Linked DNA regions of Homo sapiens: all the other regions are linked to region 3. The links are chromatin loops, found by intact Hi-C in ENCODE. Cell type or tissue: Caco-2. All regions are shown on one strand. Region 1 overlaps LOC105376184 (a long non-coding RNA gene). Region 2 holds the start of BAAT (bile acid-CoA:amino acid N-acyltransferase). Region 3 overlaps PLPPR1 (phospholipid phosphatase related 1).

The links. A loop is a pair of places that touch in the nucleus more often than their neighbours do. Peaks named below come from ENCODE experiments on the same cell type or tissue, not always from the same donor. Only the 100,000 strongest peaks of a DNase experiment are listed, where the experiment ranks them.
Region 1: it touches region 3 in a loop (2.8-fold over the local background); 5 of 110 quality-filtered maps call a loop at or near these places.
Region 2: it touches region 3 in a loop (7-fold over the local background); 11 of 110 quality-filtered maps call a loop at or near these places.

Annotation. Positions count from the first base shown.
Region 1 is chr9:101,445,587-101,453,586 of GRCh38, reverse strand. The region is part of intron 2 of LOC105376184 (a long non-coding RNA gene); the gene reads right to left. Among named protein-coding and RNA genes, the nearest start is that of ALDOB, 14 kb to the right of the region's middle. RefSeq lists silencers at 3,982-4,071, 4,282-4,471. In Caco-2, CTCF peaks have their summits at 4,079 and 4,281; a DNase peak (open chromatin) is centred at 4,096; H3K4me3 peaks cover 556 bases.
Region 2 is chr9:101,384,298-101,392,297 of GRCh38, reverse strand. BAAT (bile acid-CoA:amino acid N-acyltransferase) reads left to right here and starts at 7,292. Exons shown (of 4, transcript NM_001701.4): 1 at 7,292-7,443. It overlaps MRPL50 (mitochondrial ribosomal protein L50), which reads left to right. Exons shown (of 2, transcript NM_019051.3): 2 at 1,448-4,665. The coding sequence ends at 1,832. In Caco-2, a CTCF peak has its summit at 4,313 (motif pointing right); no DNase peak of the experiment used is centred here.
Region 3 is chr9:101,319,866-101,327,865 of GRCh38, reverse strand. PLPPR1 (phospholipid phosphatase related 1) reads right to left here. Exons shown (of 8, transcript NM_207299.2): 8 at 2,731-3,841. The coding sequence ends at 3,809. Among named protein-coding and RNA genes, the nearest start is that of BAAT, 61 kb to the left of the region's middle. In Caco-2, no CTCF peak of the experiment used is centred here; DNase peaks (open chromatin) are centred at 105 and 3,845.

The DNA of each region.
Region 1 (8,000 bases), 130 kb before region 3:
AGATCTTGTGAGACTTATTCACTGTCACAAGAACAGCATGCGAAAGACTTGCCCCCATGATTCAATTACCTCCTAACAGGTCCCTCCCACAACACATGGAAATTCAAGATGAGATTTGGGTGGGGATGCAGCCAAACCATATCATTCCACCCTGACCCCTCCCAAGTCTCATGTCCTCACATTTCAAAACCAATCATGCCTTCCCAACAGTCCTCCAAAGTCTTAACTCACTTCAGCATTAACTCAAAAGTCCATAGTTCAAAGTCTCATCTGAAACAAGGCAAATCTCTTCTGCCTATGAGCCTGTAAAATCAAAAGCAAGTTAGTTACTTCCTAGATACAATGGGGATACAGGCATTGGGTACATACAGCCATTCCAAACTGGCCAAAACATTGGGGCTACAGGCCCCATGCAAGTCCGAAATCCAGCAGGTCAGTCAAATCTTAAAGCTCCAAAATGATCTCCTTTGACTTCATGTCTCACATCTGGGTCAAACTAATGTAAGAGATGAGTTCCCATGGTCTTGGGCAACTCTGCCCCTGTAGCTTTGCAGGGTACAGCCTCCCTCCTGGCTGCCTTCATTGGCTGATGTTGAATGTCTGCAGTTTTTCCAGGCGCACTGTGCAAGCTGTCAGTGGATCTACCATTATGGGGTCTGGAGGATGGTGGCCCTTTCTCACAGCTCCACTTGAGCTGTCCAGTAGGGACTCTGTATGGGGACTCTGACCCCACATTTCCCTTCTGCACTGCCCTAGCAGAGGTTCTCCATGAGGGCCCCACCCCTGCCACAAACTTCTGCCTGGGCATCCAGGCATTTCTATACATCTTTTGAAATCTAGGCAGAGGTTCCCAAACCCCAATTCTTCACTTCTATGCACCTGCAGGCTCAACACCACATGGAAACTGCCAAGGCTTGTGGCTTCCAAAGTCTGAGGCAACAGCCCAAGCTGTACATTGTCCCCTTTTAGCCATGGATGGAGTGGCTAGAATGCAGGGTACCAAGTCCCTAGGCTGCACAGGGCAGGGGGGACCTGGACCCAGCCAATGAAACCAACTTTTCTTCCTAGGCCTCCCGACCTGTGATGGGAGGGGCTGCCGTGAAGACCTCTGACATGCCCTTGAGACATTTCCCCTTTGTCTTGGTGATTAACATTTGGCTCCTTGTTACTTATGCAAATTTCTGCAGCTGGCTTGAATTTCTCCTCAGAAAATGGGATTTTCTTTTCTATCACATTATCAGGCTGCAAATTTTCTGAACCTCTATGCCCTGTTTCCCTTTTAAAACCGAATGCCTTTAACATTACCCTAGTCACCTCTTGCATGCTTTGCTGCTTATAAATTTCTTCTGCCAGATACCCTAAATCATCTCTCTCAAGTTCAAAGTTCCATGAATCTCTAGGGCAGGGGAAAAATGCTGCTAGTCACTTTGCTAAAACATAACAAGAGTCACCTTTGCTCCAGTTCTCAAAAAGTTCTTCATGTCCATCTGAGACCACCTTAGCCTGGATTTCATTGTCCATATCATTACCAGCATTTTTGTCAAAGCCATTCGACAAGTCTCTAGGGAGTTCCACACTTTCCCACATTTTCTTGTCTTTTCTGCGCCCTCCAAAGTGTTCCAATCTCTGCCTGTTACCCAGTTCCAAAGTCATTTCCACATTTTCAGGTATGTTTTCAGCAGCGCCCCACTCTACTGGTATCAATTTACTGTATTAGTTCATTTTCACACTGCTGATAAAGACATACCCGAGACTGGGTAATTTATACAAGAAAGCGGTTTAATGGACTTACAGTTCCACGTGGCTGGAGACGCCTCACAATCATGGCAGAAGGCAAGGAGGAGCAAGTCACATCTTACATGGATGGCAGAAGGCAAACAGAGAGCTTGTGCAGGAAAACTGCCCCTTAGATAACCATCAGATATCATGAGACTTATTTGCACTATGAGAGCAGCATGGGAAAGACCTGCCCCCATGATTCAATTATCTCCCATCAGGTCCTTCCCACTTGTGGGAATTCAAGAGGAGATTTGGGGGGGGACACAGCCAAAACATATCTGTGTGTGTGTGTGTGTGTATATCTATGTACATATATATATCATCTCATGTATATGATATATAGAGATGATAATACAGCTTGGCCAAGGAAATTTCAGTCCAGCAAAAAGATAGATGGTTTTATTCTTAAGGAATTTTCCAAGAGGATTTTTTGAGAAAAGCAGCCAGAGTGAGACAACAACTACATTTCTTAGAGGGTCTTAAGTTCTCTCTGTAAAGAATTACAGACAAATGGAGGCATAGAGTTTCCATGTCCTCCAGCTGTTTTCAGGAGCCCTGGTGCAGCTTGTGAGCAGAAATACTAGTGTTGGCTTCAATTTCCTGTGGAAAAGAGATGTGATGTGGCACAGGGAAGGAGTACCGAAAATAATCTGTTCTAAAGACTTATCTGGGTGACCTTTGGAAGAGACGAAAGGGAGGGCGTGAGATAGTGAGAGACTCTGGAGTATTTATGGAGTGAAAAATCAAAGAAAAGTGGGTATAAAGAAGTGTTACTCTGTTTATGAATCTGATCTTTGTTAACGTCCCTTGAGAAACACAAATATGCTTTTAAATTATTTTTTCATTACTTTGATTACATGACTTTGCATGTGTTCATGGCAGGACTGAATTCCATGGGACCTTGGTTTATAATCAAGTAATATTCCAAGGATACAAATGATATAAAGTAATTAATGATATCAAAATCTTCATATTAGCAGTGAAAAACAAAAAAATTATTTGTAATGGCCCCAAAGACTTTGATAATACTCAACATCTGTTCTTTTTTTTTCTTTTTGACAGATAAAACATTTAAAATATATATAGCCACTGAAAAAAAATTATTAAGTACCCTTAAGACGGCAGTCTTCAAGCTGGGAGTGGTGGCCTGAGCCTGTAGTCCTAGCTACTCCAGAGCCTGATGCAAGAGGGTCACTCACAGGAGTTTGGGGCTGTAGTGCACAATGACTGTGTTTGTGAACAGCCACTGTACTCCAACCTGAGCAACATAGCAAGCCCCCATCTCTAAAAAAAAAAAAAACCAAAACAAAACAAAAACAAAAAAACCTGCATTCTTCTCAAAAATAATTTTGAGAGACCATATACACTTTCGCATTGTAAATGAGTATCTATGTTCTATTATAAATGTAAATAATTCCAAAGGATGTCATATCCAGTATGTTTTAACATTGGTGACCCTTTTAAGTACAAATCATGGAATCTTAAACAAGATAATGATTAAATACCCATTAAAGAAAATTACATGTTAAAGTTCAGAACATTTACATTATTCGGTTCCATATCCCTCACAGAACTTTATGTAAATGTAATATATTTTTAGGCTTGGAAGTTTTATTGATAACCATATCATACTTCTCCGCAACAAACTAAAAAACTTCCTTAGTTTTCTATAACCTTAGAGGTCTAATACTGCACTGTGCAACACTCTTGCCACTAGCAACACATGGCTAGTAAGCACTTGAAATGAGATCAGAGTGACTATGGTACTACATTTTTAATTATATTTAAGTTTTAAAATTAAAATGATTTTCTAATTTTCTCCATAGAGATCTTACCTATTTGCTAGGTTTGTTTATAAATATTTTATGCTGTTTGATGATGTTGGAAATGATTTTTATAAAGATGCATTTTCCGTTTGTTGTTGGAGATATTTATATATGTCTGAGCACCTGTTCTTTGCCTGATAATATGTTGCTTTAATACGCTAAGGTGACACATTTTATTGTACTTGTAAGGTTAGTTCAGCAGACTGTGCTGTTGCCCAGAATTATGGTTACTTATGAACTATACTTTTTAGTAAGCTGCCTGGAGACATGGTTTTTATGTTGCTATTTCTCTTTTCTGGAACATCCGTCTGGGATTTGCACAGGACAATTGTGCTTGCTCTTGGAAGGTCACATGGATTTGACTGTGGCTCTGCTCACTGATGCGCAGCAAGTGTTGGCTCCCACCGCCTCCAGAATCCAACTCACTGGACACCGCTGCCTCTTCGGCCACCAGGTACCCGTGCGCCGCCTTGTGACAGGTTTAGTGCGGGCATCGGGGACTAGCAAAGGATCAGTCCGTTCCCTGTGGAGCTCACGGTTCTGTGCGCTTCGTTTCTCCTTCGCAGCCGCTTGTTCTGACTGCCGGACACAGCGCCCGCCCTCTTCCCACGAGAGTGACCCGGTCGGGACAGGGTCCCCGCCCTAGCCCTGCACCCCCGTCCCGGCCTAAACAGATAGCCCACCTCGGCCCTCCATGCCCCACCCGGCTCTGACTGTGTCCCCGCCTCCAACCTGGGCCGCCAGCACCTCCTGCAGGCGCCGGGCGCCGCTGCCTCGCACCGGCCAGAGCAGCTGCCGCCACAGCGGTTCAGCTGTTATTAATGTTTTAAAATTGTCAGTCGCCTGCCTGCCCGCCCGCCCACCTGCCTTCTTTTCTTTTCTTTTCTTTTCTTCTCTTTTCTTTTCTTTTCTTTCTTTTCTTTTCTTTTCTTTTCTTTTCTTTTCTTTCTTTTCTTTTCTTTTCTTTCTTTCTTGCTTTCCTCTTTCTTTCTTCCTTCCTTCCTTCTTTCTTTCTTTCTTTTTCTTTCTTTCTTTCCTTCCTTCCCGTCTTTCTTCCTTTCTTTCAACTTTCTTTCTTCTTTCTCTCTCTTTCTTCCTTTCTTTCTTTTTCTTTCTCTCTCTTTCTTTTTCTTTCTTTCTTTCTTTCTTCTTTCTTGTTTGCTTGCCCTTTCTTTCTCTCCCTCGCTCTCTCCTTCCTTCCTTTGTATCTTTTTTCTTTCTTTTTTTGTTCTTCCCTGTTTGTTTGTTTGTTTGTTTTGAGACAGAGTCTCACTCCGTTGCCTAGACTGGAGTGCAATGGCGTGAGCTCGGCTCACTGCAGCCACACCTCCCGGGCTCAAGCGATTCTCCTGCCTCAGCCTCCAAGTAGCTGGGGCTACAGGCATGTGCCACCACGCCTGGCTAATTTTTGCATTTTTAGTAGAGACAGGGTTTCATCATGTTGCCCAGGCTGGTCTCAAACTTCTAGGCTCAAGCTTTCCTATAATAAAAAAATAGATTTTCCAACAGCATTAATAGATTAAAAATATAATAAGAAAATGTCCAATTTAACATAACAGAAATCTTCTTAAAACAAACTTAAGAAGTGCACAGGGCCAGTTGTCAAAAGAACTACAAACATTTAGTGAATTATAAAAATTAAGATGTGAATACAGAAGCATATTATTTTTCTTGATGGCAAGTTTCACTAACATATCAATTATTTCCTAATTTGTTTATAAGTTTAGTATAATTTCAATCAAAATATCTAATTGGGAACTTCATGAAATCATTCTAAACTGTGTTTAAAAAATTAAGAGGTAATAAGAGCAAGAAATATTGGAAGGAGATTATGAGGAGTATATTCTTTCAGATGTCTAAATGCATCATAAAGCTGCAATCAATAAAACAGTGTTAAGAATAGCACAACTATTCTTAATTTTCTAATCAGACGGGGATCTCTGAGCACTTCATAAAGAGCATAGCCTATGAAGAGATTACTGGACAACAGCCCAAGGGTAAGTTGAACAGACTTTTTTCTGATCATGACCTTCAGACAAATCAGATGGTGTCATACCAAAAGCACGCAAGTGCTATTCCTCCAAAATGATTCCAGTAGGAAAGGTGTAGGCACAAGCATATAAGGTTCTCATTCTTGATACCTCTGAGATCATTCAAACTAGATGGACTGCATCTTCTTCAAGCAATCCTCCCCTAATATTTCATACCAAAAGCACACAAGTGCTATTCCTCCAAAATGATTCCAGTAGGAAAGGTGTAGGCACAAGCATATAAGGTTCTCATTCTTGATACCTCTGAGATCATTCAAACTAGATGGACTGCATCTTCTTCAAGCAATCCTCCCCTAATATTTCTTTGCAGTGATTGTTTGCTAAATCATTAGGGAACTTAAGGCCAAGTTTATTTTCCTTTGCTGTGGAATAAAGATATTTGTGTGCATATATATATATATATATATGTAAGTGTGTGTGTGATTCATATATAAGATACATATGTATATAAACAATCAAGATAAGTGAAAGACAGGGCCTTTCAAAGGCCAAGGGACACACAGGCTACTTCCATACTTTTAAGTTTCCAGTAAATATAATAAAAGTGAAGAAATGGCAAAACCAGAGTTACCAAAACTTGTGGTATAAATTGGATTTATACGTTTAGTAAAGTAATGCTTTGAATCCATGCATGAAGCAATAACTGTGTGTAAAACTCATTTGGTGATAACATCCAAAATGAATTTTAGGCCTGATATGATTTGGATGTGTGACCCCTCCAGATTTCATGTTGAAATGTGATCTGCGATGCTGAAGGTGGGGCTAGGTGGGAAGTGTTAAATCATGGGGGTAGATCCCTCATGAATAGCTTAGCACCACTTCCTTGGTGATTAGTGAGTTCTCATTCAGCTAGTTCACTCAAGATCTGGTTATTTAAGAGTGTGGGACCTCCCCCTGCTCTCTCTTGCTCCCTCTTGCCATGTGGTATACTGGCTCCCCCTTTGCCTTCTATTATGACTAAAAAGCTTCCTGAGGCCCTCACCAGAAGCTGAGCTGATGTTGGTGCCATGCCTGTACAGCCTGCAGAACTGTCAGCTGAAATAAACCTCTTTTCTTTATAAATTACCCAGTCTCAGATATTCCTTTGTAGCAATTCCTTTTAGCTGTGTCCCCACTCAAATCTCATCTTGAATTGTAGTTCCCATAATCCCCATGTGTCATGGGAAAGACCTGGTAGGAGGTAATTGAATCATGGGGGCAGCTACCCCCATGCTGCTGTTCTCATGATAGTGAGTGCATTCCCATGAGATCTGATGGTTTTATAAGGGGCTTTTCCCCCTTTTGCTTGGCACTTCTCCTTGCTGCCATCATTTGAAGCAGGACGTGTTTGCTCTTCCTTCTGCCATGATTGTAAGTTTCCTGAGGCCTCCTCAGCCATGCTGAACTCTAAGTCAATTAAACTTCTTTTCTTTATAAATTACCCAGTCTTGGGTGTGTCTTTATTAGCAGCGTGAGAACAGACTAATACACAACCCAAACAGATTAACACAAAGCCTTTCTTGATTGTGAAGCTCAGACTCTCCCCTAGCATTGGTCTGATGAAAGTTAAGGAGCCAGACCATTCAGCCTCTACTCAGCAGACGACGACACACATGTGGAAGCTGATACAAGCATTGTTTTACTCCATTTCAAAAATTGTCTTTACTTTATTTCAAATGAATGCCTAAAACACCAGATACTTATAGTCTGTATATTACTAACCAAGTAGCTCTAGTCTTGGCTAGATTTCCTACATGCCTACGATAAAAACATTGATACTTACCTAATTTTAAGCAGTGTTATTCTTGATTTTAGCAAGCAAATGTGTAAGTGTTTTTCTTGTGTGGGCTTTGAGTTTTATAACCCAGTTTAAAGAAGGTGGATGTCTATTTAAAAAATAGCTTCAGGTTCAAAATCTCCTGTATCTTCCCTTGCCTTTCTTCCTGGCAATGATTAGCTAACAAGGCCAGTGTCTGTTCTGGTCATGTCTAGCTCAAGAAAACGAAATTACATCATCTGAGTATAAAGGAATTGTTGTCCTTTGTTAATTCTTCTCTGGTGTTTTCTTGTCTATTTCACCCCCAAAGTCACAGGGCAAAGGGGCAGGGGAGAAAACAGATATGTAGAAGGACTGCTTCTCATCACAGCTCAGCATCCAACTCCATCCTCCATTTCATACAAACACACTGTGAGTTCTATCTCGGAGCAGAAACACTCTACACATTCCCAACCTGTTTGCAGTTTCCTTATTTTGATTCTTCCCTGCAGTATCAGAGGAAAAGAGACTGCCTTTCCTCTGAACTCATTTATAGCATTCCCCTTTGCCTCTCCTGTGGCCTCACAACACAACCTTGGAATATACTTA
Region 2 (8,000 bases), 64 kb before region 3:
TATTTCTTTCCTTCTACTAATTTTGGATTTGGTTTGTCTTTTTCTAATTTAAGGTACATCTTTAGATTGTTTATGTGAAGTTTTTCTTTTTTCATGTAGATGTTTATTACTATAAGCTTCCCTCTTACTACTGCTTCTGCTGTATCGCATAGGTTTTGATGTGTTGTGTTTTCATTTTTATTGCTTCAAGACGTTTTAAAATTTCCTTCCTAATTTCATCATTGACTCATTGGTCATTTGGGAGCATGTTATTTTTTATGTAGTTGTATAGTTTCTAGAGTTCTTGTTATTGATTTCTAGTTATATTTCATTGTCGTTAGAAAAGTCCTTGATATGATTTTGAGTTTTATGAATTTGTTAAAACTTGTTTTGTGTTCTATGATACAGTCTACCCTGGAGAATGTACCATGTACTCATGAGAAGAATATGTATTCTGCAGCAGTTGGGTGAAATGTTCTCTAAGTGTCAAGTCCATTTGGTGTAGAATGTAATTCCAGTCTTTCTTTGTTGATTTTGTCTGGATGATCTGTCTGTTATTGAGAGTGGGTGTTGAAATCCACAACCATTAATGTATTGTAGTCTATCTCTTCCTTTAGATCTATTAATATTTGTGTTATGTGTTTAGGTTCTCCAATATTGGTTGCATATATATTTATAATTGTTATATGCTTTTGCTGAATTGACCTCATTATGATTATGTAATGACCTTCTTTATCTCTTATAGTTTTTGACTTGAAATTTATTTTATCTGATATAAGTATAGCTACTCCTGTTCTTTTTGGTTTCTGTTTGCATGGAATATCTTTTTCCATCTCTTCACTTTCTGTGAAGTAGAATGTAAGTAAAATTAAAAGTCAGGTAGGATGTGATACACTCTGAGAGCAGTATAAACTGCTGAAGAGATCACATGAAATCACAATTATATTTGATTCTGGAAATTAGGTAAAGCATCTTGGAAGAGAACAATTTTATCCTAAGACTTACAGAATAAGCAAGATTTCCATAGGTGAAGATAAAAGACAGGCATTTTAAGATATGACTTGAGCCAACACATTGTGTCAGGAAAGTGGGAGTGTGCTTGGGACACAGGATATAGAGTATCACATGGAGTATATGTAGGTAATCAGTGAAAGGTAAGACCAGAAAGGTAGATTGGGGTGGGATCTTGGAGGATGGGGAATCCCAGACAATGATTTACCTTACTTCTTCACCCATTCTTAGGAATTCTTACAGTATGTAAAATATGTACTTAGTTTCTTTCTGTCTCTCCCAACTCAGTTCAACCATGAACGTTCTAAGGGCAGGGGCCTACCATATTCTTTCCTACTCTCAGTAGTCCCCAGTGGTAATCAGCATGCCATTGTTGATTTTGATTGGTAGGCAAGATTTGGTCTGGTGTTTGTCAACTTCATTAATGGATTTGTCTGTTTGTTTTTGATCATTCCAGAAAAGAGAAAGAGCCAGTGGTTGTTGAGACAGTAGAAGAGAAAAAGGAACCTATCCTAGTGTGTCCACCTTTACGAAGCCGAGCATACACACCACCTGAAGATCTCCAGAGTCGTTTGGAATCTTACGTTAAAGAAGTTTTTGGTTCATCTCTTCCTAGTAATTGGCAAGACATCTCCCTGGAAGATAGTCGTCTAAAGTTCAATCTTCTGGCTCATTTAGCTGATGACTTGGGTCATGTAGTCCCTAACTCCAGACTCCACCAGATGTGCAGGGTTAGAGATGTTCTTGATTTCTATAATGTCCCTATTCAAGATAGATCTAAATTTGATGAACTCAGTGCCAGTAATCTGCCCCCCAATTTGAAAATCACTTGGAGTTACTAAGCAATTCGGAAGAGAAACACATTGAAATCACTGTCTTTCCCTGAGCAAGGGGGCTGCTCATTAGATCTTTTGATACTTTACCATGTGAAATACTACCAGAACTGTTCTCTAAACCCACTTTTTCTGTAGAGGAATGTATCATCTTTTTTTTTCTCATATTACAAATGGACAAATAACGGACTTTCTATTTTCATATTTGCTGAAACCATTTTTTAAATGAAATTAGGTCATTATTTATGAAAAGTTTTGAGAGGGCACTGTCAACTTGGGTTTAAGACAGGAGGACATTGCAAGTTCACACCTTTCATAAGCATAAAGTAGTTGCAAGAAAGTATTTTCATCCTGTTAGGATTCATATCTAAGATAGAGTTATGCATTGCACATACACAAATAAACTTTTATTAGATAGATACCTATAAAAGAAACATAAAAGTATGTTGTGTATTACTGACAGTTCTAGATTAATTTCTTTTAGAATTAAAGTAGATTTGTTAAAGTGTATTGTGTGTTGTAAATTTTTTAAGTGAAATTTGCTTGCGCTCTGCCTTGCCATTTCTTTCCAGTAAGTATAATTTTGAAAAAATTAGAATATATGCCAAATATTGAGTGCTGTGACTCTTCCTCATAAGAGATGTGCCAGATTCTATGTCTAATTGCATATTCTCTTCAGAGGAGATGATGCTTATTTTAAACCTTTTTCTCTATAACTTTTAAAAAGTGGTGCTGAGTATTCACTAGAGTGGCAAGTCTTTGTGCTTTAATGCACTCAATTTGTGGAAATTACTTAAATAGCAGGTTATCAGATGGTTCTGAATGACAAAGGTGTTAAATTTGGGATTTTTTTTTCAAGCTTTAGATATGGCTGGAGAGTAATGAGACAGAAGGAATGTCTTATATTGTTCTGACTGCTGACAATTCCTAAAGAAAAGTGATAGAAGGGTTTTTAACAAAATAAGTTGCATTTATTCTCTTTCCCAGGGTTACTCCTTTGAAGAGGGCAAAATTCAGTTGGGAATATAAATTCTGGAATCTTCATGAAGAAAATTAGTTAACAGTATAGACATGCCCTACAAATATCATCCACAGGCACTTCATTCAAGAACTTCAGGTGTCAGAGTGCCTGGAGCTCTGGAGCTTAGACATTAGAGTTGATTCCTTGGGGATTGGTTCCAGGACACCTACTTGGATACCAAAGTCCACAGATGCCCAAGCCCCTTTTATAAAATGATGTAGTATTTGCATATTATGTATGCACATCCTCCCATATACTTTAAATCATCTTTAGATTACTTATACTGAATAGAATGTAAATAGTATTTACAATTGTGAATACAATGTATTTAGTTATGTAAATATGTAAATTTTAAAGTTATGTAAATATGTAGCTATGTAAATAGCTATAAAATAATATTTACAATTGTGAATAGTATGTAAATAGTTGTGAACATAACTATTGTGAATAATATGTTATATGTTATAGTTGTGAATGTAAATAGTATTCACAATTGTGAATACAATGTAAATAGCTTTCACAATTGTGAATACAATGTAAGTAGCTATGTAAATAGTGAATACAATGTAAATAGCTATGTAAATAGTTGTTATGCTGATTAGGGAATAATGAGAAGGAAAAAAAGTATACATATTCAGTACAGATGCAGTCATCTTTTTTTCCCCTCGAACATTTTTGATCCACAATTGGTTGAATCCACAGATGGGGAACACACAGTCTTGGTAAATTTAACCAACAAGGAGGGTAAACGCATCCCAACAGGGAAGGTAAACTGCACATCCATCAGTACCTCTAGAGGGCATCACTGGTTTATAGCTCAATACAGTGACTATATCAGAATAATGGCCTTTAGTTTTCCTGAAAGATTAAATTAGGCTTGCTGTTGTTGAATGAGATAATCAAACATATGATGTAATTTTAAAGGGTTTACATACAGAAGGCCTGCTGTATGTCCTGCTTCTGCTGTGTAAAAGATTCAGCATGGAATCATTGGAATTTTATGTACAGGATTTCATTATCTCATTTTCTATACAATTTTTCCTTCTGATCCAGAGACACGGAAAAACAAAGGGCAAGATGGAAATAAGGGATGAGAAGGTCTATGTGGAAAAACAGTTACAACTGGAGTGGTAACTGCAAAAACCAAGCAGCTTCATGTGATCGTTAGGACAGAAGAAATTTCTCCTTTGTAGCCTAGAGCAATATTCTCAAAATTTAATGCGCATGTTAATCATTTGGGGATCTTTTATTCATTTTTTCATGTGGGGATCTTTTAAAAATGCAAATTCTGATTTGGTAAGTCTGGAGTAGGTCCTGAGCTTCTGCATGCTTCAAAAGCTGATTATGTTTTGAGAACATGGATCTAGATGCTGGTATTGAGGTGGGAGACAAGTACTGCCACCTGAAACAACAGTCTTGGTAAATTTAGCCGACGAGGGTAAACACATCCTAACAGGGAAGGTAAACTGTACGTCCATCAGTACCACTAGAGGGCATCACTGGTTTATAGTTCAATACAGTGAATATATCAGAATAATGGCCTTTAGTTTTCCTGAAAGATTAAATTAGGCTTGCTAACTTGTTTAATGAGATAATCAGACATATGATGTAATTTTAAAGGGTTTACATTTTTAAAAATTTAATGATTGCTACATAAAAAGGGTATCAGTTAACTAATTTTACTTAGATGGAACTTCTGTAAGCTTAGTAGGTATGCTTAAATAAAGCCTGCTAATAAAATAGAGATTCAGACTCAATAGAATGGTTTTACATATGTAATATATGTTTTAAACTGCATAAAATAAACTCCTCCCTCCTTTCTTAACGTGTCATTTTTCTGATTACAAAAGTAGCACGTTCTTTTTAGAAAATTGGGAAGGAAAAAAGCAAAAACAAGAATGAAAAAACAAAACTATCTTGCCGCTCATAATTACTTAACATTTTGGTATATTTCCAAATGAAAACAATTATTTTCCTGTATTTTACAATTACTATGGCATCATGCTCCCCTTCACATTATAAGCATTTCCCCATGTTTTTAAAGACAAGAATAACAAATTTGATTAATAGCATATTATTGTATAATTAGATGTCATGCAATTATTTAACCAATATTCAACTGGATATTTAAATTCTTCCCAGTGTTTTGCTTTTCTGTTCTTTTTAATCCTGCTTTTCTAGTTCTTAGAGAATTGGTCTGCCATAGATCTTTCTACTCAGAAGTAGAAGATACTGTACTGTAAATTTCTTGACCCTAAACCTAAGAATGAACAATTTGGTCCTACTTCTTTGATTCATAATCCCATTAGCATGTATTCTGTGAATCCTAAAACACAAAGTGACAAGGACTTTGAAATTTTCACTAGGTTGTTACACAGTGCAAAAATCCTAAAGCTTTTACTTGAAAAGTTTCCAAATTTAAAAATAGTCTGTAACCTCTGATCCTATAGAATTCCAAAGTTAATCTCAGCTGTACAGTAACAGACTGGAGCAATCATCAAAGTTTTGCTTTCCATCATGAAATACCAAATTCAAACTATGTAACACTGATGTAACAATAATCATATACTGTCCATATTCAAATTTCACCAATGTCCTAGTAATGACCTTTATAGCAATTTCACTTCCAATCCAGGATCCAATCCTGGTTTATTGAGTTGGTCGTTAATTATTGTTTCTTGGTCTCATTTATTCTTCAATAAATTTTTTCAAGTAATTGATTTCATGTAAGTTACCAAATTAATTAGCATAAAATTGTTCATAATATTCCCTAATTAATGTCAGTTGGATCTATAATAATAGGCCCACTTTCATTTTGAGCTATTTGTTATTTGTGTCCTATCTTGTTTTTATTTAATCAATCTAGGTTGTGGCTTATCAATTTTTTAGCTTTGGCTTCATTTTATAATTTTAAAAATTATATTATTCTTCCTTTATCATTCAGTTTGAAATATTTCCTAATTTCCAGTGTGATTTCTTTTTGACTCATGACATAAATATGTTTGATTTTCAAATATTTGGGAGTTTTCTAGATGGCTTAATGTTATTAATTTCTAATTTCATTGAGATATATGATTTCAGTATTTTTACATGTATCGAGATTTTATGGCCTAACTTATGGCCTATCTTGTTGAACATGCCGTGTACATTTGAAGTTGTTGAGGCGATTAGGGTAAGGTCATTATAGTGTTCAAATCTATGCCTTTACTGATTTTTTTCAAGTTTTCTACCAATTGTTAAAAGGGATTTAAACACCTTCACTCATGGTTATGGAATTGTTATTTTTCCTATTTCTCCTTTTAATTCTGTCAATTTTTGCCACATAAATCTTGAAATCCATTATTCGGATTTATGGTTTTTATGATCTTGTCATATAGATATATGATATATATATATTTTATAATCTTAGTCATTACTACTTTAGGTTTCTTATGCTTATTGTTGCATAGTATGTGTTGCGGGAAGTCAGGGACCCCAAATGGAGGGACTGGCTGGAGCCGCGGCAGAGGAACATGAATTGTGAAGATTTCATTTTAATATGGACATGTATCAGTTCCCAAAACTAATACTTTTATAATTTCTTACACCTGTCTTTACTGCAGTCTCTGAACATAAACTGTGAAGATTTCATGGACATTTATCACTTCCCAAATAATACTCTTATAATTTCTTACGCCTGTCTTATTTTAATCTCTTAATCCTCATATCTTGGTAAGCTGAGGATGTACGTCACGTCAGGACCACTGTAATTGTATCTGACTGTACAAATTGATTGCAAAACGTGTGTTTGAACAATATGAAATCAGTGCACTTTGAAAAAGAAAGAATAACCGTGATTTTAGGGAACAAGGGAAGACAACCACAAGGTCTGACTGCCTGTGGGGTCAGGCAGAATAGAGCCATATTTTTCTTCTTGCAGAGAGCTTATAAACAGACGTGTAAGTAGGAGAGATATCGCTAAATTCTTCTTGTAGCAAGGAATATTAAATATTAAGACCCTAGGAAAAGAATTGCATTCCCAGGGGGAGGTCTATAAACGGCCACTCTGGGAGTGTCTGTCTTACGCAGTTGAGATAAGGACTGAAATACACCCTGGTCTCCTGCGGTACCCTCAGGCTTATTAGGATGGGGAAAAAATCCTGCTGTGGTAAATCTGAGGTCAGACCGGTTTTCTGCTCTTGAACCCTGTTTTCTGTTGTTTAAGATGTTTATCAAGACAATACATGCACAGTGGAACATAGACCCTCATCAGTAATTCTAAGTTTGCCCTTTGCCTTGTGATCTTTGCATTGCCCTTTGCCTTGTGATCTTTATTGGCCTCAGAAGCATGTGATCTTGTTCTCCCTTTTGCCCTTTGAAGCATGTGATCTTTGTGACCTACTCCCTGTTCATACACCCCCTCCCCTTTTGAAATCCTTAATAAAAACTTGCTGGTTTTGTGGCTCGGGGCCTCACGGTCCTGCTGATATGTGACATCACCCCCGGAGGCCCAGCTGTAAATTCCTCTCTTTGTACTCTTTCTCTTTATTTCTCAGACCAGCCGACACTTAGGGAAAATAGAACCTACGCTGAAATTTTGGGGGCAGGTTCTCTTGCTAGGTATGTATTTTTTTCATTTACTTACTTCCATTCTTTTAATGTAATTTTTCACCACAATCCAGACTCTCAGTAATCCTTTCCTTGCTTTTGTTTAAAGATTTACTCCAAAAATGTGGCCTATAGTTTTAGTTCAGCAAATACAAATTTGAAAGATTTATTTATGTGTATTTATGACTAGTTTCTAACGACATTATGTTTATAAGATTCATCCAGGTTATTGCATGTAGTTGTAATTCATTTATTTTTATTCTCTAGAAGAAGAATTGCTGGGTCAAAAGTTATTCATATTGTCACATTTATTAGACAATGTCCAATTGCTTTCCAAAGTGGTGGTACCAATTTATATTCCCTTAGTAGGGCTTGAGTCTGAGTGATTCACTTCCTAACCAACTCTTATTTTTGGAATTTTTAATTGTTGCCAACCTTTTAGGTATGAAATACACACCATGATTTTAATTTGCATTTCTTTGATAATGAGATTAAGCCTTTTCCCATAAGCTTATGATTGTGTCCTATTGTCTGTTAAGTACCTGTTTAAGACTTTTTCTCATATTCAC
Region 3 (8,000 bases):
GGCCACTCTGGGAGTGTCTGTCTTGTGTGATTGAGATAAGGACTGAGATAAGCCCTGGTCTCCTGCAGTACCCTCAGGCTTACTAGGATGGGGAAAAACTCTGCCCTGGTAAATTTGTGGTCAGACCGGTTCTCTGCTCTCGAACCCTGTTTTCTGTTATTTAAGGTGTTTATCAAGACAATATGTGCACCGCTGAACATAGACCCTTATCAGTGGTTCTGTTTTTGCCCTTTGCCCTGTGATCTTTGTTGGACTCTTATCAGTATAGTTCTGCTTTTGCCCTTTGTCCTGTTCCCTCAGAAGCATGTGATCTTTGTTAGATCCTTAGTAGTAGTTCTGCTTTTTGCCCTTTGAAGCATGTGATCTTTATACCTACTCCCTGTTCTCACACCCCCTCCCCTTTTGAAACCCTTCATAAAAACTTGCTGGTTTTGAGGCTCAGGCAGGCATCACAGTCCTACTGATATGTGATGTCACCCCCAGCAGCCCAGCTGTAAAATTCCTCTTTTTATACTGTCTATCTTTATTTCTCAGCCTGCTGACACTTATGGAAAATAGAAAGAACCTATGTTGAAATTTTGGGGGTGGGTTCCTCCGATAAGAGCAGGAATAGTATAATGACCATAATGTAATCTACTCCTTAAAACAGACTTCGGCAATCTGGTATTTGATGTATTTACCTCTAAGACACTGAACACATTTGAGAGGTTCTGGCAGTTGCCTGTAATAGGGAGTCTAATCAGATTTTTGAAACAAAAATGCCACTTGTGGTTCTTTCACTCTTTATATCATCCCAGTGATTCCTACTCTCTTGCATCTTGAGGGTAGAATTTTGCCTGCTTGCATTCTCTGATTCAGTACAGAATACATATTCTCTCCTGAAGGGCTATATTTTCAGCTACATATAGCCCATCTGTCTATCACAGCCTGATAGGGAGATATTTAGAACTTACCAAAAGGGGCACCCACATGTTTAGCTGGTAAGTGCAGTTTCCTCACCATTGTTAGTCCTGCATCTAAATGTATTCATCTTTCAGCTATCTTCAGGCTCCGCTAAAATCCTCTTTATTTCCAAATGAGTCATAGTCTCCCTTTAGCCAAAGTAGGAATAAGTCTGGCATCTATTTGTGTATTACAGAAATTTTAACTAAGTGATTTTTCTGTGTCAGGTGATGTTCTTGGCACAGAATAAAAAAAAAAGACATCATAGATAAACACAGGGGCTAACAGCTTCATGAGGTTGCTTATGTCAACACACCTGGCTAGCCTTCCTTTGTTTCTCTCTCCTCCCCCACTTTCCTCTTCCAAGAAGAGTCAGACTTTCTCATGCACCTGTGGGCTTTCCTTAAAAAGAGAAAAGTTTACTGCAGAATTCATTCTCTGAGGCTACAGTCGCCACTTGTCCTATTTGGACAGACGGCTTTTTCCTTGGCAGGCAACCCACATGGAGGAGTCTCTAGCCTGAAGAATTTCGAATGACAGACTTGACAGATCAGTGTGAGGCCTGTGAAGTGTCTTGGGGCTAAATAGGAGGCAACACTAAAGTTGCCATGCCATAGTGGTAGGGAATCAGACTCAGGGATTCCAGGGGTAGGAGTCCAGAGATGCCCCTTAGCTCCAAGTGGACCAGAGTGCTGTCTCAGCATGGCTCAGTCATACACCATCTCCCAAGTCCAAGGCCAGGAAAATGGAGTCTGTGGCCAAAGCTCCTGGAATACTACAGATAGGTCCCTTTAAAATCAGAACTAGAAAGAAGAATAGAAGGATAACATGACTCACTCTACCAACTTATGTTCTTAGAAATGCTATCTGGTAGCCAGATACATTGTGACAAGAAATGGGTAATGTAAAAGCAATTTAGACTGCCAGCATTTTTCAGCATGTCTTATGATGAACAATAAAATAAAATGAATCCCTCATTGTTTCTTTTTAAAAAATCCTAAAATATGTTTAGAAAAAGAAAAATCATTCTGAAATTGCGTGACATTACAGGTAGGTAGCTTATACAGGATTGGAGAGCCCAGAGCTTACAAATTATTCCTTCTCACTGTTTCCTTTTCTTCCAGCAGCATCCCTTAAACCAGATAAGTAGGTTTATTACACTGAAAACCCATGAAAAGATGTGGACTCGGTTCAAAGGCATATCTTGATGTAGTGGAAAGAATGAAATTTGGAGTTGGGCAGACCTGGGTTTTGATATTACTGCTGACATATATCGTACTCCTTTGGCTTTGTCACAGCTTCACTGGGCTCAGTGTTTTGAAAACAGACAGATTATGTTTGTGAAATTTCTTTGGTTCCCTCTCCTAACTGTAGTCAGATATCACCCAGAAGATGTGTATGACATTGTATGTGCATAGGTAAGCTTAGGCCAGAATGAGATGGGGGATTATGAAAAATTTTAGCAGAGGTAACTTTTGTTCTTAAAAACTACTATCTAACTTTTTATTGACAACTCAGAAGTATCTATGGGTAGGCTGAAGGTAGAGGGAGCGTGCTAGGGATCCAGAATGTTTCTGAGTATCTTAATAATTTAAAGAATTTTATTTGCCTAAACACTCACATATTCTCACACACACCTGTGAAGCTATCCCTCAGTCATGCCCCTATTAGAATTTATTTCAGCAGACGTGGAACTGAACAGTGTAAACACTTGAGTTCACTTCATCATGACTCTTCAAATACCTTTGTCCTGTGGATAAAGCTTAAGACAAAAGACATGAGCCAGAATACATTTTGTGATAACTTTTTCTTCTCTTTAGAAAAAAAAAATATGTACAAAAAAAGCTGAGAAGAGCCAACATGGAAGTGTCAAGAAAACATTCTGATAGGTACGGACAAAAGAGCTCCTTCAATCAAAGGAGTTACATATTAGTTCTCACCATGCTAGAAAAATGAGATGCAGTTAAAATTCTAGAATAATTAAAAGCCACAAAGTGAAACTGTTGTTCTGGGGCCCTATGTTGTAGATTCTCTGATTCCTTTTCTGTAAAATAATACTGTGCAAACTGTAAAATATTCATTTTCATATAAAGTCCATATAATATGAGATACAAAACTGTTGAGTTGACAGGGGAGGCTGATGTTGGCTGCTTTTTGGAGAAAAGCTGACAGTGGCACCTGCCTGCCAGAAGACATTCCAGAAAGATCTTGAGTTATTTAGTAGAGGCCATTATCTAAGAAAGAATCATATAACCCCAATACCCTCCAAATCCAGAATTCTCTGACAATTGTTTGTATAACTAGGTGACTTTGTTAATATATCACTTTAAACTTTGAACGTAACAATTTGTTAAGAGATCAGAGTGCAACATTCTTTTTGAAGACAATTTTTTTTCTACAATTGACTTTGAGATTTATTATTAACCAACATTGTCCTTCCTGCAGCTCAAAAGTTTGCCTTTTATTAAAATTCAAAAATTCTGGAGGAGGCAGCAACTGTGGTAATAAAAGTTTAAAGTGAATTGTTATATTCTGTGTTTATAAAACTGAGAAAAGAAAATTTGTGTACAAATATCACAAAACAACGTCAACCATTGAATAAATGTGGTTCTTCAATGCACGCTTGAACAAGAAAATTTTGTTGGTTTTAAAATTCTGGCATAAATATATTAAAGCTGACCAAAAAAAAAAAAAAAAAATCAGGGCAAGCTACATCACTTCCTCATACAAAAAATGTACAAAACATTAGCTTCTAACTAGATAAACGTAATATTTGTCATCACAGTTTGACATTGAGCAACTGTGTGTTTTGAAGTATAGAATTGGAAGATGATTTTAAAAAACAGCTTGTGACACATCAGTCGTCTCAGGTAACTTCGGTCATGGACGCAGAGTGATTCTGTGGAGCAAACACAAGCAGATAAAATCTGAGATAGGGTTGCCTGACACGTGCACACTCACTTGTCCCTAAATATTCCCTTGTTTTGTCTCCTCAAGGGTACACAGGCTGTTCCGTCCCCCTAATATGCTTTTCCAAGGCCCCTGAATTTCCCTTACCTCTTTGGTTTTTTTATTTTATTTTTTGAGACGGAGTTTCACAATTGTTGCCCAGGCTGGAGTGCAATGGTGCAATCTCAGCTTACTGCAACCTCTCCCTCCTGGGTTCAAGCAATTCTCCTGCCTCAGCCTCCCAAGTAGCTGGGATTACAGGCATGCACCACCATGCCCGGCTAATTTTGTAGTTTTAGTAGAGACAGAGTTTCTCCATGTTGGTCAGGCTGGTATCGAACTCCCGACCTCAGGTGATCCACCCGCCCCAGCCTCCCAAAGTGCTGGGATTATAGGCATGAGCCACCATGCCTGGCCTCCTTACCTCTTTTTATTAAAACTTCCCTGATTTTTCATCCAAAATAGGATAACTTCTTCACCCAAACTTTTTTTTTTTTTTTTTTTTGAGACAGGGTTTACTCTGTCACCCAGGCTGGAGTACAGCCTTGATCTGCTGGGCTCAAGTGATCCTCCTATCTCAGCTTCCCGAGTAGGTAGGACACTGGGCACATGCCACCATGCCTGGTTAACTTTTAAATTTTTTGTAGAGACAGTGTCTCACTATGTTGCCCAGGCTGGTCTCGAACTCCTGGGCTCAACTGACCCTCCCACCTTGGCCTTCCGAAGTGCTGGGATTACAGGCACAAGCTACTGTGCCTAGCATCTTCACCTAAACTTATTCTCTATATAATTCTGTCTTATGCTTAAGTATTTTCTAATATAAACATTTAAGAGCCTCAAAGTAATTTAGCATCCCGCACATTTTTAATGTAATGTTTTAAATATGAAACAGCTCTAGTGTTTAAAACCTTTCTACATGTTTTATCATTAGAGTCACAAATTACATAGAAGTGAGTTTATTATTTCAAAATGTATAGAATTTTTGGGGGGTTTGTTTTTAGTTTAACTTTTTTGGCTAGAGAAAATGTGGCTTACATAATACAGATCCATTAAAATGTTTTTCTTGAGACTTGTATCATGGTCTTGTATACGATGCATTTTCATAATGTTTCATGTGTTTTGAGGAGGGTTATATATAATGCACATCAGATCAACCTTATTGATCATGTGTATCCTTACTATTTTTGTTTGCTTATTAATAAGAGAAAAGTATTACAATCTCCTGTGACTGAGGATTCATCCATTTTCCTTGTAATTATGTCAAATATTTTTGTCACTGGCTGGCTTTTAATTAGTTTTAACTATTAAGCTTTTATACATGTAATCAACTAGGTGAGGGTGGATATTTAGGTTCTTCTTTTGAGTAAAATGGGCTCTTCACTGTTTACAAGGTTATTTCTGAGTTGCAAAAATTCTCTCTCCATGTTTTCCCTGCCATTACTCCTCTATTCAATCTTGGCTGCCACAATCAGACAGAAAGCTCAAGGACACTTTTTTTCTTGCATTGGTAATATAATAGAAACTTTAGCAGCAGATAGTAACTGCTCCAGGTTCATCAAATGGAAGCATTCAATTAAAACAACAACAACAAAATATATATATATATAACCTCCCACTTCTTGCAAACCTAAAGTCTTGTCTTTTATTTGAACTTAAAACTCAATGCTTTGGGTCTATGAAATTATTAAATCTTTAACAAACTGTGGCTTTGATCTAATTATTATTATTGCTTTCCTGATTTCTGTCTTTTTTTTTTTTTTTTTTTTTTTTTTTTTTGAGATGAAGTCTTGCTGTTGTCCCCCAGGCTGGAGTGCAAAGGTACAATCTCGGCTCACTGCAACCCATGCCTCTTGGGTTCAAGCGATTGTGTTGCCTCAGCCTCCTGAGTAGCTGGGATTACAGGCGCCTGCCACCACGCCTGGCTAATTTTTGTATTTTTAGTAGAGACGGGGTTTCACCATGTTGGCCAGGCTGGTCTTGAACTCCTGACCTCAGGTGATATAAAATATATATTAAATATGTATAAGTATCTTTTAACTATATATGTATACATATATAAGTATATATACATACATAGATGAAGAAAGTAAGGCACCAGGTTTAAGTAATATGCCCAAGGTCACCAATCAAAATTAAATGATATGTATGTATGTAACATATATATATACTTATATATGTATATAAATATATATTAGTGTATATATGTATCTATATTTAATATATATTTTATATAATTATATATATTTTTCCCCCATGGGGAAGACATCTGGAGACTCTATACCACATCCAGAGTGAGTTAACACAGTTGTTTCATTTCTAATTTAATTTTTGTTATTAGAAACTGTGTGGACAAGAACTCAACTGAACAACACTCAGCTGATTGCTCATGTACATTGTGAGTGGGGCGGGGTGTAGAACATGGATAATTAAGAATTGGTTCCTTTGGGATCCCAACAACTTTATACAATCATAAAATAATGCTTTGAAAAACTTGACTATTTTTGTTTTATAATTGTTTACTTTTTGGTTTCTCTATGGTATTTGGGAAAGATTTTAGAAAATGCACCCCATCTCAATCAACTATACTAAGGGGAATCACAGAAGGTAGATATTCAAATTTGAGGTAATGTTTTAGAGAGGCCCAGAGCACTGTGGCTCTGAGGGCTGCATGTGGCAAAGGGGAAAGAATGTCTTGGGAGAAAGGGAAACGAGCGTGACTGATGCCCTCCCCATCCAGTCTTCTCCTTAAGATATTTTGAATAGTGGGATGGATTTCATGTGTACGAATGTGTGCTCTGAAGAGAGGTTCTAATCTCTGATCTGAAAAGGTCCACATGCTGGGAAGATGGTTCTGTTCCAAAAATTACAAAGATGCCGTTTCTAACAGAAACCATGGCTGTTGGAGTTGCAAGGGAAGTTCTTGCTCACAGGGGGGTATTTACTTTGGAAAAACTGTAGCTCAGGTTCAGTATACCAGCCCCCTGTAGCATGTTTTCATATTCAATGCTGGGAGTTGTGGATTTCAAAAAAGAATTTTCATTGAATGAAATCTCAGACTGTGTGGTGTAGGAGAACCAGCAGGGCCTCAGTATTGGATGGGTCTTCATTTAATTTTGACTGGGTGACCTTGGGCATATTACTTAAACCTGGTGCCTTACTTTCTTCATCTATAAAATAGGATATAATAAAACCAATACAGTATCATGAATATTAAATGAGGTGACTCTCAATAAATGCTAGTTCTCTTTTCTTGACCAACAAATAAAGGGTTTATCTTTCTAACTATCCATGTGGAAACATTTATTACTAAAAACAGATGCTTGGTGACTTGCATTTTTCACGACTGGTATGGATAGCATAATGTGAGAGGCAATACTTCTCTTTAGCTTTCTGTGGCTTCATTCTGGCTAGCCTGCAGAAGTCCTTCTCATAGTTTCTTATAAATCTCTACTTTCCGTGGATGTTCAAATAGTGATTATGGTCAAATTTGAGGTTCTTGGTTTTGGCTAAAGTGTCTACTTTAGGTTTTGGGACAAGTTTGTATTCATCCATCAATATGTATTTCACACCTAGTGGATGCCAGGATACATGGTAAATAAGACATGGTTTATAGGGTCCTCAAAAAGTCCCAAGTCTTTGGAGGAGGCAGACATGAGGGAACACTTGGCTTTACTTATGAGTGACAGTCACATGAGAGGGGTCTGGAGGGTCCTTTGGCCCAAGCCTGGTATTCGGGCAAGGCCTCAAATTGTATCCATATGAGGCGGCATCCATAATCACAAAGATCTGTTGACAGGTTTGAGAGAAGTTCAACTACTACCTGTAAACAATGAATTAATATCTATTTTAAGAATCCTTTATCTTGTGAATAGCATTTTTTGAAACCCTGTTTAGCACTTCATTTTTCAATTTAAGTAGAATCCCTCAAAATAGAGTCTGGACATCTCTAGGCCTGATCAACCATCAGTGGCCCTGAGAATTAAGAGAGAAAGAAGTCTAGGGAAGACATTAGACAGATGTCATGCTTGAGCAGTGCTGGGTGGAAGGATGAGGTGTGCAAAAGGGGTGTTCTTATATCAGGATATTCGGGGGATAGCATTTACAAGGAC